2 separate regions of the Mus musculus genome follow, and region 2 is linked to region 1. A link is a loop called in an ENCODE intact Hi-C map of the cell type or tissue named here. Cell type or tissue: gastrocnemius. All regions are shown on one strand. Each heading gives the region's core, and the rest is flanking DNA. Links, peaks and the distances in the headings are about the cores only.

The links. A loop is a pair of places that touch in the nucleus more often than their neighbours do. Peaks named below come from ENCODE experiments on the same cell type or tissue, not always from the same donor. Only the 100,000 strongest peaks of a DNase experiment are listed, where the experiment ranks them.
Region 2: it touches region 1 in a loop (10-fold over the local background); 7 of 42 quality-filtered maps call a loop at or near these places.

Annotation. Positions count from the first base shown.
Region 1 is chr4:111,901,445-111,909,782 of GRCm38, forward strand. It overlaps Slc5a9 (solute carrier family 5 (sodium/glucose cotransporter), member 9), which reads right to left and starts at 1,352. Exons shown (of 15, transcript NM_145551.4): 1 at 1,271-1,352. In gastrocnemius, for the core only: a CTCF peak has its summit at 6,647 (motif pointing right); no DNase peak of the experiment used is centred there.
Region 2 is chr4:111,951,430-111,959,767 of GRCm38, forward strand. No RefSeq gene overlaps it. Among named protein-coding and RNA genes, the nearest start is that of Skint7, 17 kb to the right of the region's middle. In gastrocnemius, for the core only: no CTCF peak of the experiment used is centred there; a DNase peak (open chromatin) is centred at 3,721.

The DNA of each region.
Region 1 (8,338 bases), core at 221-8,220:
CTTATCTCTGGGATTTATCCACAGAAAAGATCAGTTGGGAGCTTTTGACCAAATGAAGGAACTGCCGATGGGGAGGCCTTGAGCACTTGGTGTCAGATGCTTGAGCATAAAGAGCATTACCCAGCCCTTCCCATTCCATGTACCATACAATTGGTCCTTTCATGAAAGGAAAGGACCTTTTATGCAGCTGCTTTTTGTTTCCTTATAGGGTTCCTTACCTCTGTAATGCTGGGCAGGCCCTGTGTACCTCCCACTGGCCTGCACCCAGGCTACTTACAAGTCCTTCCTGTAAAACCACTCTGCCAGGAATCCTGCTGACAACTTCCTTATTGACAATAAAGTATAGGAGACTAATGTTTAAGATTACTGCTTGTATTACTGGGTTACATACAGAGCAAACAGTGGCATTTGGACATGGATTTATTATTATTATTATTATTATTATTATTATTATTATTATTTTCAGGTGGAAAAATATTAGCTAACGCCTGGGCTGGTTTGGGTTTTGACTCTGGGCTTGGATGACTTTAAAAGCGCTCAGGACCATGGTCCCTTCTCTCCAGGCCCTCTGTCTCAAAGAGAGAACAGAGAAAAAATATCCTGCTTGTGGTTGGATAGAGATCTTCTCTGTCCTGTTCCTTCCAACTGAAGCTTGGAGCAGGTTGCAAATGCAGCCAAACTAGGAATAGGAAGCTCCCCAAGTTTGGGTCATGGTTCCATGGCAGTGATTACCACTGCAGTCTTCACTCAGCCCTCCTCCATGCCTTTGCAATTCTCAGACCTCCAACCCTGGGGATGCCATTTCCACATGTCTTTGTTCAGTTCAGTTCAAACCCAGATCTGATTCACTAACCAGGTCAGGCCCAGGTCAGGCTGTGCCATGAACAACTGCAGAGTACATTACTCCTAAGAGAGCAACACCAGCAGCACCCCACCACAGAACAAGGCTCTCTCATAGGGGCAAGTGTCAGAGAGGCAAGTCAGGATCCTGGCAAGCAAATCACATGGTCTTCAGGGCCAGAGTGGATACCTGCTGTGTTGCTCACTTGTCCCTATCTCCAGCTGTCAAAGGCCAAATTTCTGGGAGTCACCTGTGTCCAGATGGTTCCTGAGGAAGAAAGGAGACCCTATATACACAAGATAGATGCTTAATTGTAAGAGGAAAGGAGAAGTACATAGATGTGTAAGTCTGAGAAAGATGGCAACAGAATACCAGAAATGCAGAGGAAGGAAGAGAGAAAGACTTATACTCTACTCACCATAAACATACCTGCACAGCCTGGCCTAGTCAAAACCTCCTGGGCTCAGTGTCAAAGCTTCAAGCTCCTCAGTGCCAAGGCATGGTCTTTAACAACTTCTCTCAGTCACAGAAGACTGAGAAGGAGCCTGGCCCCTCCCCCAGAGGGTGGCAGGCAAGGCCCTGAATACCACCCCAGTCACTGGGCCTTGGTTTCTGAGGGACAGTCTCTGCTTTTGTGACAAGGTGTGGTTATGGGGTAAAGTAAACACACTCTGTAGGGGGTTCAGAGTTGCCCAGGCCCCCAGGGGAGGTGGGAAGGGAGACACAGCTCAGTGTGACACTCTGTCATTGTGGTCACAGCCTCCTCTCACACCTGGGCAAACTGGTTTCTCAAGGCAGGCAGGCAGTGTTTCAGTCTCCAGAAGAACAAATTCTGGGCTCTGATGTATAGCATGGCTTCTTTGCTTGATCAAGCATGTTGTATGCTTGAAGCCCAATAAGCAAGTATAGCTGGAGCATTGTAACCGCATGCTCCAAATGTGAGCTTGATGGAGCTAATCGTTTTACAACATAAAGTTATAAATGTTAAATGACTACATGGGATCATCTCATGACTTACAATTTCTTTATGTCAACTCTGTTTTTCTTTCAACATAATATCTTTATGATTCCTTGGGAATTTCATATCATGTACCCCAATCACACTCACTTCTCAGTCCTCCCTCTCTTCTCTTCCACTCTTGTGACCTCCCCTGAAAAGAAGAAAAAGAAAAAAAAAATGAAAAAGAAAAGTAAGTCCATTTTTTGTTGTTTCTATACTCACTGGAGCATAGTCAAATTCTACCTGGGCAGTGCTTCTCTACCTCTACCCCTGCCAGAGCCATCATTTATGAAGAGCTACATTTCAGCACCCTTATCACAAATTTTAAGGGCTTTCTTTGATAGCTCCCTTTGTAGGTTGTTACATTGTGTGGGGTAGGAATGGGTTGGAGGTAGGGGTTTCTATTTTCATCTTTCTCAACTGTTCATTTGCAGTCATCGATACTACTGTGAGACTGTCCTCCTTGTTCTTTATATTCAGCAGGAGCATAAATCCTGGGTTTTTTACATGGTTTCTGGCCACAGCACAGACCACAAATAGCACAGACCATAGAATCTTCACATGGTCTCTAGCATTAGCACTCACCATGGACCTCCTTGGACATCAACATGGCCCTCTGCCAAAGCACAGGCCATGGGTCAGCATGGCCTCTGGGAGAAGTACAGACCCCATGGTCCAAACCAGTAAGTTAACCATTATTCATCTGAAATATTATTTCCCTGTTCGGAGTCAGGGTACTCCTGCAGCTGTGCACCTGCTTCAGGGCCTGAGTGTGTACAAGCTCCAGGTGGCTTCACACCATCCTGCTGACCCTACTGTGTAACAACCTGTTCCTGAATGAACTGCAGCCCTCTCTCACACCCACCACAGCTGTCGAGTCAAGTTCTACCTCTTTTCACTGAGCATGCTCCACTGCGCTCTTCCATCTTTCTCACCTCTCCTCTAGTTCATCAAAGTGGGATCCGAAGCTGCAGAGTGTCACAATACACCCTTTTACACAAACAGCTTTACATGCAAATGTTCATTGCAATGAAGAATCATTGTTGATCTGGTTAAGAGCTCTGGATTCTGCTACACCATCAATTCTGAAACCCTAGTGGAGACTCCTCTCAAGTATCCTGCTGTTGCCTAGAACCATGTACAGCAGTACACTAGTACCTCACAGATGGCGTAGATGTTGGGGTGGATCAACTCAAAGCTCTGGATCTGGGCAGGGTAGTAACTGAGTTGGTTACTACCTCCCTTAAGTCAGCAAGGGCAGGACTAGCACTCCTGCTGTCACTGAGCTGCCTGTTAACTGTTTTCATAAGGCTGGAGAAACTAAATGAAATTCTCTCCTGTCTCCCCCAACACATGTGGGAAGTGATACCTAAAAGAAAATACATGCAGTTTGGACGTTCAAAGTCATGTTGGGATTGGACCACAGCTTCGGCATAGGTGTGAAAGGACCCCCACCAGTGCTCCCCTCCCCCAACCATTGGGAGCTTGTTCAGAGAAAGTGAGAAGTAACAGTGAAGACACCTAAAGTAGAACAAGTTCAGATTCCTTTGGGTTCCTCCCCAAACCAGGCCCTTTGGCCAGGGATACAAAACACTTTGCACTTCTGTCTCCTTTTTATCTTTTAGAAGAAGAAAATTACCGTCCCACAAGCTGATGGAAAAAGATAAAAGTGGTTGAGAATGTGTTCTTTTCTTCTAGTAGTAATGCCTCTTTCCTGAGGTCCTATCAGGATTCCAGGTTGGCGTGTTATAGCCTCTTACATGGCCTGAAACTTTAAAGAAGTTAAAAACTGAGTCCTATGTGATACTAGGAGGAGTATCTTATGCATATTATTTGTGGTGGTTTAAATAAAAATGGTCCCATAGGTCAAAAATAAATGGCATTATTAGGAGGTGTGGTCTTGCTGGAGAAGGTGTGGTTTTATTTGGAGAAATTGTATCACTAGCGGGAGGACTTTGAAGTTTTAGATGCTCAAGTCATGCCCAATGTAGCTGTTTCTTTTCTACTATGTAAGGATCAAGGTGTAAAACTCTTAGATCCTTCTCCAGCACCATGCTTGCCTGCATGATGCTGTCATGCTTCCCTGAACCTTTGAAACTGTAAGCCAGACCCCATTAAATGTTTTCCTTTATAAGAGTTGCCTTAGTCTTGTGTCTCTTCATGGCAATAGAAACTCTAACTGAGACAATGCCCAAGAATTTGGGTTTGTAAAATGGGATGGTAACATATGTCTCCTAGTCTGTTTGAAATATTAAATATGATAGTAGATAATGAACAAGGTGCTGAATTGGGACCTTTTTTGTGTCACTTCTGGCTGTCACCTGAGACTCCAAAACATCATAGGCTATTATCTTTCCTCCCAATTTCTTACCAGAAATTTAAGGTAAGACCCTATTGCAGCACACCCTATACACTTGGGGCACAAGGTTTGGAGAGATTGAACTGGAAATGATCTAGAAGCCTCCTCCCTGATGACTATATCACATAGGTTTTGAAGGTGCTATGCAAACTACTTGCTGAAAGCCTGTGATCCACAATGACCAGCCTAGCAATAAACCCCCAATTATGAAATAGTGTCGCTTAGGTTTGGTGCCTAATCAAAAGACACATAATTGAACTTGAAGACCTTCTTAATAAGAAGGAATTTATGCCTGATTCTGTAAACCTAGCCAAATACCCATGACAGCTTAAGTCATGTATCCTTGAATACCTAATACTGCCCCTTTCCTAAACTGGTTTCAAATTTGTTATTCTGGACCCATAGATAAGTAAGGCTATCATGCCTCATCAAAGAAGCTTATTTTTGTAACAAATATCAACCACTAACGAAATCCACAACTGCTTACAATAGGGGTATCCAACACAATACTAATCTCAGGCTCAGGGATCATTGAGGAAGAGGAGAATAGATTAGATTTTAAGAACCAGAGGATCAGTTGTCATCCATGGGATCGTGTCTTCCATGTATAACAAGGAAACTCAGGGGAACCACACACATGAAATGTCAACAATATGGCTTCTAAACAAAACCTGAACTATGACAATACCAGTTGACATTCCAACAAGGATGGGTGAAATCTCAAAGATCCTTCTCCTAGATGAAGAGCTACAGGCAAGTGTTGGCTTCTGAGAAAAAGGAAGTCAGTCTTCTCCAGGAATAAGTGATTATAGGTTACCTAATTCCAAGTGGTCAGTTCTAAATACATATACATAGAAGCCTCACTAAACTACAGGCTGTGTGTGTGTGTGCATAAAACAATAATTAAAACATAGGACATAAATTTGAAAGAGAGTAGTAGAAAGTAGAAGGAATTAGAGGAGGGAGAGAGAAAGGAAGAAATGATGTAAATATAGTAGTCATATATGACATTTAAAAACATCTAAAGAGGTGTGTGTAGGAGTCCACTGAGTACCCTGGGACATGCTCAGGTTAATGGTAACAATGGTGGCATAAGTTCACATATACCCATATAAAGTAAGATAGGAGAGGGAGAGTTCACATGTGAATTCTCTTACAAGTCTTGATGCAGAGCATAAGTAATTAAGATCAGTATTAGTATTTTTACAGCAAAACTAACTCTTTTTAGAATATCAGTACTAGTCACAGCCACAAAGAGTGAAACAGAACACCAACTCTTCCATCCAGCATCCCTCTGGGGAGTGGGGCAGACTCCAGGTGTCTAAAATACCTCTCTGACATGTCTTAGTCTGTCTGTGGGGCTAGAAGCCCATATGCAGAACCTGTAGGTAGTAAAGGAACCCGTTGGGGGTTTTCATTTACAGTCTGGGTGCTAAATAGCCTGAGACATTCCTTATAAAAAACAGGAATGCGTGAGAAAAGTATCTGACCACATATGATGTTTATCTTTTCTAAAGTTTGTTCTGATAGTTTCAGTTCTCTGGGCGATTTTTCTCAAATCCCTACTTCTTCTTTACCTTTCATTTCCATCCTTTTCTCTCCTTCCTACCCTTCCTTTCTCACTTCCTCCTTTCTTGCCCTTCCTCTGTATGTCTTCCCTTCTCCCCCTTTCATTCAAAATTTACAGATTTCTACAATTAAAGTTTTGAGTAACTTTCTTAGGGATGCCCTTTGTATCTCTCAAAAAATTTCAGAAACATTCCAAGATAACCTTTGTTAAAAATCTCTGGAATCTTGATCTCTCTGGAAGTCTTTCTCCCACTTTCTTCTCTCTTTGAAACAGTGTCCTCTCTGAACCTGAGACATCAAGTCCCTTCTCTTCCACAGCTTACTATCATTTTGAAAATGGATGCTGGTCAAAGAAACCTGCTGGATTCAGAAAATCTCCACACTCACAAGCACCTGTAATTTCCAAATATGTTAAGATCAAGTTAGAGCCAGAAAAGAGCCTGGCATTTGGGGTTAGTGGATCTAACGTTTGATTTTATATTGTTTGATACTGTTTGTGTGGCCTTTGAGAAATTGCTTGTTTCCTTCCAAAACTTTCTTTTGTGATCATGAGAAAGCAGTCGTGGAAATTATGGTGTTTTTTGAGCATTGGATCAATCCTTATGCCTCAGCTATGTGGTTTGGTTCAGAAGAGGTTGCTAAATGATAAGTGCCTGGGTATGCAGTCATGACTCATGATTCTCCATGAGCCAAGAAATAAGGAAACAAAGAGCTTCTGTTTATACTTTGTATATCATTTGGTAGAAAGATGGAGTGACTTGGAAAGTCCCTTGAATTTTAGAAGGTGTGTTGTGTAAGTTCATTGCAAATGCCCTCTGTGTATACGCTTTTGGATTGTATTTAAATACTACCTTTAGAAGTGCAATACTAAGAATTGGACACAAGGTGGCACCATGGAACAGGCTTCAGTAGTGTCTGTACATTTTGAGAAAGGAGAAACAGCATTAAATGATACAGCTATATGTGAGCCCATCAGTCTGCAGAGCTCAGCATCAAAGAGGATTCGTAGGATAGCAGGAAGTCTTAGCTGTCCTGTGATAAGACATCATTGTGTTTAGTATGTAGACAAATGTCATTCAATAAGCCCCTGCAGAGACAGAAATATTCTATAAATGTGTTGTCTGAAATGATAGCAATTAACCACATGCAAATACTTCTGGTATGGTTACAGTGACAAAGGAGTATACATTTTAACTAATTTAAAAGATAAATTACCATTCTAATAGTTTCTGGGCTGTACAGCACAGAATTCTAGAACATTTCAGGTTTTTATTTTTTAAATGATAAATGATAAATATTCTAGTCAACACTTCCAATTTGTACTTTTAAATTCATTGTTGTTCATATGTTTCTCACAGTGGTGAGGAAGTGGTGAGTCAGGAGAAGCGGTGGAAGATTGAAAGATGATTTCCTAACATAATAATACAAGCAAGTCAGTAAGAGCTAGAAATCACTCTTGTCTTTTCTTCTGAGAACTGACCAAATGAAAATTATTTCTAATGTGGACTAACAAACAGCAGTCCTGTGATGCTGTGAAAATGAGAAAATTATGGTGCAACATGGCATAATGGCTTTTTATTTGGCATGAAAATTAGGTGCCCATCTAAAAGAGTGAGATTCCCTCACACTGCATATGGCTGATTAAACTTAAAAGCAAGAATGAACCACACTCAATAGCACTGCTATGGAAGAAATTCTGAAGGGAGTTGGCTTTGAGACGGGCATGGATAATGTAGTAATAACATTTTAACAAATAAGTTTTGTTAAAAATTGGGAGACACAGACAGGTACCAAGTGGATGGATTGTGTGGGGCATTGACCAGGGGATGCTCTAAGTAAGCTGAGTACAGTGGCTCTATTAACTCGTATTGAGGGACTTTACTATCTAGTATGAAACAAGCTAGGCAAATTCCTGAAAAGAGGAGGTCCTATATCTATAAGAAAACAAATATGTCATGCTCCATGAAGAATGTCATCATGGATTACTGGTATGGGAAAGATAGCGTGAGTTTCCATAGGAGGTAGAGGGCTCTGCTGTACACAGTGGAATATAGGCAGGAAGAAGACCCCAGAATCATTTTGGAAATGTTTGATGATGATGTAGTGTTTTGTACTACCATGGCAACCTGGAGGCAGCACTCTACCAACCTAACAATTTAGCTCTGGTTTTGGCCAAATGTTGACAAATGTACTGAGTCATCAGATCAAATCTTTGTTAAAGCATTATCATATAGGTCAGGGTGGATAATTTTTAGAAGTGTGATTGGATTCTGTTTGAGGATGTTTGCATCTATGTTCATAGCAGGTCTGTAATTTTTATTTTTTGTTGTGTCTTTGTGTAGTTTATGTATTGAGCTAATTCTGGCTTCCTTAAAAGAACCAGGCAAACTGGATTGCTTCATATAGAAGAATACAAATAGATCCTGGTTTATACCCTACAAAAAATTCAACTCCAAATAATTCAAATACCTAAACACAAGGCCAGATACTGTGCATTTTGTAGATGAAAAAGTGTGGAATAGCCTTGAACTTATTGACACAGGGAGAGACTAAATGAACAGGACACTGA
Region 2 (8,338 bases), core at 78-8,077, 50 kb after region 1:
TCCTCTGCTTGCAGCTACCAGACTTTGCAGCAGCACTTCCGAGAATCCAACTATAAAAAGGACAGGATGCACAGGGAGAAGTCTAGCTGTTGAATAAAGACTAAATGAAGTATTGAACAGTCTGAGGTACTTGGCATCACAATTTCTGAGTAATATTTGAATTGGGGCTGTATGTTCAGACTGAAAATGTCAGAATTTCCATGTACTTTTCACCAGAAAATGACCTGAATTTTAATGTAGGAATATAAGAAGACTGTCCCAATGAACAACCAGCTTAAGAAAATTGCCTTTAGGATCACTTCCCTGAGTCCAGCCTACTCTGCCCTTCAGTACATGGGAAATCAGACCCATTTCCTGCATCTTAGCTGCGTATCCCTTAGGCTTTTGACTAGGTCCTTAATGAAGACATTGCAATTCTTGGAATCTTTGCTAGAGTATTGGATCCCCCTAACTTCTCAGTCTCATCACTCTTGGTCATCTCCTACCATTTTAGTCCTTTTAGACAGCTCATGCCTCCCATACTCTTAGCCTCTCCTGCTGTGTCTGTCATGTCATTCTGCAGAGAACATGTGAAGAGGATGCCTTGATAGCTGTCACAAGATACTTGTTAATGGGCCCATTAAAGGAGTTTTTCTTTTCCCCACACCCCTTGGAGTTGGGGTGAGAACCCTTCCTGTGCTTCCTTGCTGCTGGGCTATATGATTAGGGGTGGGTAACACTTGGATGAGGCATGCTTAGACTTGTGAGTGCTGTGTCCTCTATCACCTTCTTTCCTCAGAAGCCTTCTGTGACTCCCAGCCTGGGGACAACCTGAGCTCCAGAGTACCCTGCTCATTTCCCCAAGGGCAACTGTTGATTTGGGGCCTGACTGCCTTAGAAATGAGATCCCGGATGTTTGAACTGTCTTATTTTTATTTATGGCTCCTACTGACTAGAACAAAGCCATTGAGGGGGATGATGAGAGGTTTTTTAGAAATTGCTCTTGAGGCCAGTGTGTGTGATAGGCAAGAATGCAACAGCTGGTGCTATAGTGTAAGTAGAGCAGTGTATAGAGCAAGGTGGAGACAAAGGTCCAATCTAGCTGTTCTCACCTAGCAAGATGTGTGCCAACTTGCATGGTTCTTTCCCTTAGGGTCTTTCCTACCACCTGAGAGTTCTTCTTATTTAGTCCCTCGTTCCACAAGTGTGAAACATATTCATTTTTGAATCAATACAAAAGAATGATATTGCCTATCAAAAAGATCAGTTGGAAGCTTTTGGCCAAGTGAGGGAATTGCTGATGGGGAAGCCTTGAGCAGTTGGTGTCAGATACTTGAGCATATAGAGCAGTACCCAGCCCTTCCCATTCCATATACCATACAATTGGTTCTTTAATGAAAGTGAAGGACCTTTCATGCAGCTGCCTACAAGCCTTCTGTCTCCTTGTAGGGTTCCTTACCTCTGTAATTCTGGGCAGACACTGTGTACCTCCCATTGGCCTGTACCCAGGCTACTTACAAGTCCTTCCTGTAAAACCACTCTGCCAGGAATCCTGCTGACAACTTCCTTATTGACAATAAAGTATATGAGACTAGTGTTTAAGATTACTGCTTGTATTACTGGGTCACATACAGAGCAAACAGTGGCATTTGGACATGGATTTATTATTATTATTATTATTATTATTATTATTATTATTATTTTCAGGTGGAAAAATATTAGCTAACGCCTGGGCTGGTTTGGGTTTTGACTCTGGGCTTGGATGACTTTAAAAGCGCTCAGGACCATGGTCTCTTCTCTCCAGGCCCTCTGTCTCAAAGAGAGAACAGAGAAAAAACATCCTGCTTGTGGTTGGATAGAGATCTTCTCTGTCCTGTTCCTTCCAACTGAAGCTTGGAGCAGGTTGCAAATGCAGCCAAACTAGGAATAGGAAGCTCCCCAAGTTTGGGTCATGGTTCCATGGCAGTGATTACCACTGCAGTCTTCACTCAGCCCTCCTCCATGCCTTTGCAATTCTCAGACCTCCAGACCTGGAGATGCCATTTCCACATGTCTTTGTTCAGTTCAGTTCAAACCCAGATCTCATTCACTAACCAGGTCAGGCCCAGGTCAGGCCCAGGTCAGGCTGTGCCATGAACAACTGCAGAGTACATTACTCCTAAGAGAGCAACACCAGCAGCACCCCACCACAGAACAAGGCTCTCTCACAGGGGCAAGTGTCAGAGAGGCAAGTCAGGATCCTGGCAAGCAAATCACATGGTCTTCAGGGACAGAGTGGATACCTGCTGTATTGCTCACTTGTCCCTATCTCCAGCTGTCAAAGGTCAAATTTCTGGGAGTCACCTGTGTCCAGATGGTTCCTGAGGAAGAAAGGAGACCCTATATACACAAGATAGATGCTTAATTGTAAGAGGAAAGGAGAAGTACATAGATGTGTAAGTCTGAGAAAGATGGCAACAGAATACCAGAAATGCAGAGGAAGGAAGAGAGAAAGACTTATACTCTACTCACCATAAACATACCTGCACGGCCTGGCCTAGTCAAAACCTCCTGAGCTCAGTGTCTGAGCCTCAGTTTCCTCAGTGCCAAGGCATGGTCTTTAACAACTTCTTTCAGTCACAGAAAACAGAGAAGGAGCCTGGCTCCTCTCCCAAAGGGTGGCAGGCAAGGCCCTGAATATCACCCCAGTCACTGAGCCTTGGATTCTGAGGGATAGTCTCTGCTTTTGTGGCAAGGTGTGAATCTGGAGTAAACTGAACACACTTTGTAGGGGTTCAGAGTTGCGCAGGACCTCAGGGAAGCTGGGAAGGGAGACCCAGCTCAGTGTGAGTCTCTGTCATTGTGGTCACAGCCTCCTCTCACACCTGGGCAAACAGGTTTTTCAAGGCAGGCAAACAGTGTTTCAGCTTCCAGAAGAACAAATTCTGGGCTCTGATGTATAGCATGGCTTCTTTGCTTGATCAAGCATGTTGTATGCTTGAAGCCCAATAAGCAAGTATAGCTGGAACATTCTCAGTGCGTGCTACAAATGTGAGCTTAGTGGAGCAAATCATTTTACAACATTAAGTTATGAAGATTAAATGACTACATCAAACCATCTCATGACTTATAATTTCTTGATATTAACTATGTTTTTCTTTGAACATAGTATCTTTATGATTCCTTGAGAATTTCACATCGTGTACCCCAATCACACTTGCTTCTCAGTCCTCCCCTCCCCTCTCCCACTCTTGTTACCTCCCCTGAAAAGAAGAAAAAGAAAAAATATGAAAAAGAAAAGAAAGTCCATTTTGCTTTGTTTCAATACTCACTGGAGCATAGTCAAATTCTACGTGGGCAGTCCTTCTTCATCTGTACCTTTACCAGAGCCATCAATTATGAAGAGCTACACTTCAGCACACTTATCACAAATTTTTGGGGCTTTCTTTGATGTCTTCTTTTGTAGGTTGTTTCATTTGGGGGCGTAGGAGTGGGTTAGAGGTAGGGATTTCTATTTTCCTCTTTCTCAACTGTTCATTTTCAGTCATTGATAATATTGTGAGACTGTCCTCCTTGTTCTTGTCAGGAGGATCTTGTTAGAAGGAGAATAAATCCTGGGATTTTACATGGTTTCTGGCCACAGCACAGACCACAAATAGCACAGACCATAGAATATCCACATGGTGTCCAGAATTAGCAGTTACCATGGACCTCCTTGGACATCAACATGGACCTCTGCCAAAGCACAGGCCATGGGCCAGCATGGCCTCTGGGAGAAGTACAGACCATGGTAGTCCAAATCAGCAAGTTAACAATTCTTCATCTGAAATAACATTTTCACTGTTCCAAGTCAGGGTGACCCTGCAGCTGAGCAATTTCTTCAGGGGCTGCGTGTGCACAAGCTCCTGGTTGCTTCACACCATCCTGCTGATCCTACTGTGAAACAACCTGTTCCTGTATGAACTGCAGCCCTCTCTCACACCCACCACAGCTGTCGAGTCAAGTTCTACCTCTTTTCACTGAGCAGGCACCACTGTACTCTTCCATTTTTTCTACCTCTCCTCTATTTCATCAAAGTGGGATCAGAAGCTGCAGGGTGTTACAATACACCAATTTACACAAACAGCTTTACATGCGAATGTTCATTACAATGAGGAATAATTGTTGATCAATGGTTCAAGACTTCTGGCTTCTGCTACACCAATTCTGAAACCCTTATTGAGACTTCTCTTAAATATCCTGCTGTTGCCCAGAACCATGTACAGCAGTACACTAACCAGTAGCTCACAGATGGAGTAGATGTTGGGGTGGATCAACTCAAAGCTATGGGTCTGGACAGGATAGTAACTGAGTTGGTCATCCTGGGCCTCCATTGGGTCAGCAAGGGCAGAACTAGCACTCATGTTACCACCCAAGCTGCCTGATAACTGTTTTCATAAGGCTGGAGAAATTTAATGAAATTATGTCCTGTTCCCCGAACACATGTGGGAAGTGATAGCTAAAAGGAAATACATGTAGTTAGGATGTTCAGTCATGTTGGGATTGGACCACAGCTTCGGCATAGGTGTGAAAGGACCCTCACCAGTGCTTCCCCTCCCCCAACCATTGGGAGCTTGTCTAGAGAAAGTGAGAAGTAACAGTGAAGTGAAGACACCTAAAGTAGAACAAGTTCAGATTCCTTTGGGTTCCTCCCCAAACCAGTCCCTTTGGCCAGGGATACAAAACACTTTGCACTTCTGTCTCCTTTTTTTTTTTTTTTTTTTTTCTGAGACAGGGTTTCTCTGTATAGCCCTGGCTGTCCTGGAACTCACTTTGTAGACCAGGCTGGCCTCGAACTCAGAAATTCACCTGCCTCTGCCTCCCAAGTGCTGGGATTGAAGGCATGTGCCACCACGCCTGGCTCCTTTTTTCTTTTAGAAGAAGAAAATTACCATCCCACAAGATGATGGAAAAAGATAAAAGTAGTTGAGAATGTGTTCTTTTCTCCTAGTAGTAATGCCTCTTTCCTGAGGTCCTATCAGGATTCCAGGTTGGCGTGCTATAGCCTCTTACATGGCCTGAAACTTTAAAGAAGTTAAAAACTGAGTCCTATGTGATACTAGGAGGAGTATCTTATGCATATTATTTGTGGTGGTTTAAATAAAAATGGTCCCATAGGTCAAAAATAAATGGCATTATAAGGAGGTGTGGCCTTGCTGGAGAAGGTGTGGTTTTATTTGGAGAAATTGTATCACTAGCTGGAGGACTTTGAGGTTTTAGATGCTCAAGCCATGCCCAATGTAGCTGTTTCTTTTCTACTATGTAAGGATCAAGGAGTAAAATTCTTAGCTCCTTCTCCGGCACCATGCTTGCCTGCATGATGCTGTCATGCTTCCCTGAACCTTTGAAACTGTAAGCCAGACCCAATTAAATGTTTTCCTTTATAAGAGTTGCCTTAGTCTTGGTGTCTCTTCATGGCAATAGAAATTCTAACTGAGATAACACCCACGAATTTGGGTTTATAAAATGGGATGGTAACATATGTTTCCTAATCTCTTTGAAACATTAAATATGATAGTAGATAATGAACAAGGTGCTGAAATGGGACCTTTTCTGTTTCACTTCTGGCTATCACCTGAGACTCCAAAACATCATAGGCTATTGCCTTTCCTCCCAATTTCTTACCAGAAATTTAAGGTAAGATACCATTGCAGCAGGCCCTATAAACTTTGGGCACAAGTCTTGGAGAAATTGAACTGGAAATGACCTGGAAGTCTCCTCCCTGATGACGAGCTCATATAGGTTTTAAGTGTGTTATGAAAACTATCAAAGGGAGGAAAATAATTAATAGTCCTACTTTCTGAAAGTCTGTGATCCACAATGACCAGCCTAGCAAGAAACCCCCAATAATGCCACTTAGGCTTGTGGAATAATCAACAGATACATAATTGAGCTTGAAAGTCTTCTTCATAAAAGGGAATTTATGCCTGATTTTGTAAACCTAGCCAAATATCCATGACTACTTAAGTCATGTACCCTCGAATACCAAATACTCCCCTTTTTCTAAACTGGTTTGAAAATTGTTATCCTATACCAATGATAAGTAAGGCTATCATGCCTCATCAAAGAAGATTATTTTTGTAGCAAACATAAAACACTAAAGAAACCCACAATTGGTTACAGTGGGATATCCAACACAGCACAAATCTAAGGCTCAGGGGACACTGAGGAGGAGGAGAAGGAGGAGGGTGGGTTAGACTGTAAGAACCACAGGTTTGGGTGTCAGCCATGGGATAGTATCTTCCATGTATAAACAAGGAAACCCAAGGGAATCACATACATGAAATGTCAACAATATGGCTGCTAAACAAAACCTGAACTATGACAATATCAGTTGACATTCCAACATGGATGGGTGAAATCTCAAAGATCCTACCCCTAGATGAAGAGCGACAGGCAGTTGTTGGCTGTTGAGAAAGAGGAAGTCTTCTCCAGGAATGAGCTTACTTATAGGTTGCTTATAAGTGGTCAGTTCTAAATACATATACATGCTAGCTACACTAAATTACAGGCTGTGTGTGTGTGTGTGTTCATAAAACAATAATTAAAAAATAGAACATCAATTTGAAAGAGAGTATTAGAATGTAGAAGGAATTAGAGGAGGGAGGGAAAAAGGAAGAAATGATATAAATATAGTAGTCAGATATGACATTTAAAAACATTTAAAAGAGTGTGTGTGTTGGAGTCCACTGAGTCCCCTAGGGCATGCTCATGTGAATGGTAACAATGGTGGCATAAGTTCACATGCACCCATGTAAAGTCATATAGGAGAGTGAAAGTTCACATGTGAACTCACTTATAAGACCTTGGTTAGGACTGTAAGTAATTAAGAATCAGTATATTTTTTCCCAGAATATCAGTACAAGTTATAGCCACAAAGAGTGAAGCAGAACACCAACGCTTCCATCCACCATACTTCTGGGGAGTGAGGCAGACCGAAGCTCTCTGAACTACCTCTCTGACATGTCTTAATCTGTCTGTGTTTCTAGAGGCCCATATGAAGCATCTGTAGGTGCTAAAGGGACTCTTCGGGGGTTTTCCTTTAAAATCAGGTGCTAAATAGCCTGAAACATGCCTTATAGAAAACAGGGATGTGTGATAAAAGTATCTGCCACATATGATGTCTGTATTTCCCCAAACTTGTTCTGATATTCTCAGTTCTCTGGGTGATTTTTCTCAAATACTCACATTCTCTCTCCTTTCACACTTACTCCTTCTTCCTGCCCCTCCCCCTCTCCGTCCTCCCTCCCTTCCTCTCTCCCTCTCCCCTTCTTGCCCTTCCTCTCCATGTCTTTCCTTTTCCCTTTTTCATTCAAAATTTACAGGTTTATACAACTAAAGTTTGTGTAACTTTCTTAAGGATGCCCTTAGTATCTCTCAAAAACTTTAAGAAACATTCCTAAATAACCTTTGTTAAAAATCTCTGGAATCTCAATCTCTCTGGAAGTCTTTCTTCCACTTACTTTTCTGTCTGAAACAGTATCTTCTCTGAACCTCAGCGACAAAGTTTCTTAACTTTCACAGCCTAATATAATTTGTCAAATGGATGCTGGTCAAATAAACCTGCTGGTTTCAGCAAACCTCCACACACACAAGCACCTGTAATTTCCAAATATGTTGAGATCAAGTTAGATCCAGAAAAGAGCCTGGCATTTGGGGTCAGTGTATCTAACGTTTGATTTTATATTGTTTGATACTGTTTGTGTGGCCTTTGGAAAATTGTTGTCTCCTTCCAAAACTTTATTTTGAGATCTAGAGAAAGCAGTTGTGGATATTATGGTGTTTTTTGAGCATTGGATCAATTCTTATGCCTCAGCTATGTGGTTGTGCTTCAGAAAAGGTTGCTGTCTTAGTCAGGGTTTCTATTCTTGCACAAACATCATGACCAAGAAGCAAGTTGGGGAGGAAAGGGTTTATTCGGCTTACACTTCCATACTGCTGTTCATCACCAAGGAAGTCAGGACTGGAACTCAAGCAGGTCAGAAAGCAGGAGCCGATGCAGAGGCCATGGAGGGATGTTCCTGACTAGCTTGCATCCCCTGGCTTGCTCAGCTTGCTCTCTTATAGAACCAAAACTACCAGCCCAGCGATGGCACCACCCACAAGGGGCATTTCCCCCTTGATCACTAATTGAGAAAATGCCTTACAGTTGGATCTCATGGAGGCATTTCCTCAACCGAAGCTCCTTTCTCTGTGATAACTCCAGCTGTGTCAAGTTGACACAAAACTAGCCAGTACAATTGATCCCTTGTCAACTTGACACACAAAAACATCACTAGAAAGCCTCAACCCTTACAATCTTATTCATCCCCAAGATCTAAATAACTTTAAAAGTCCCACA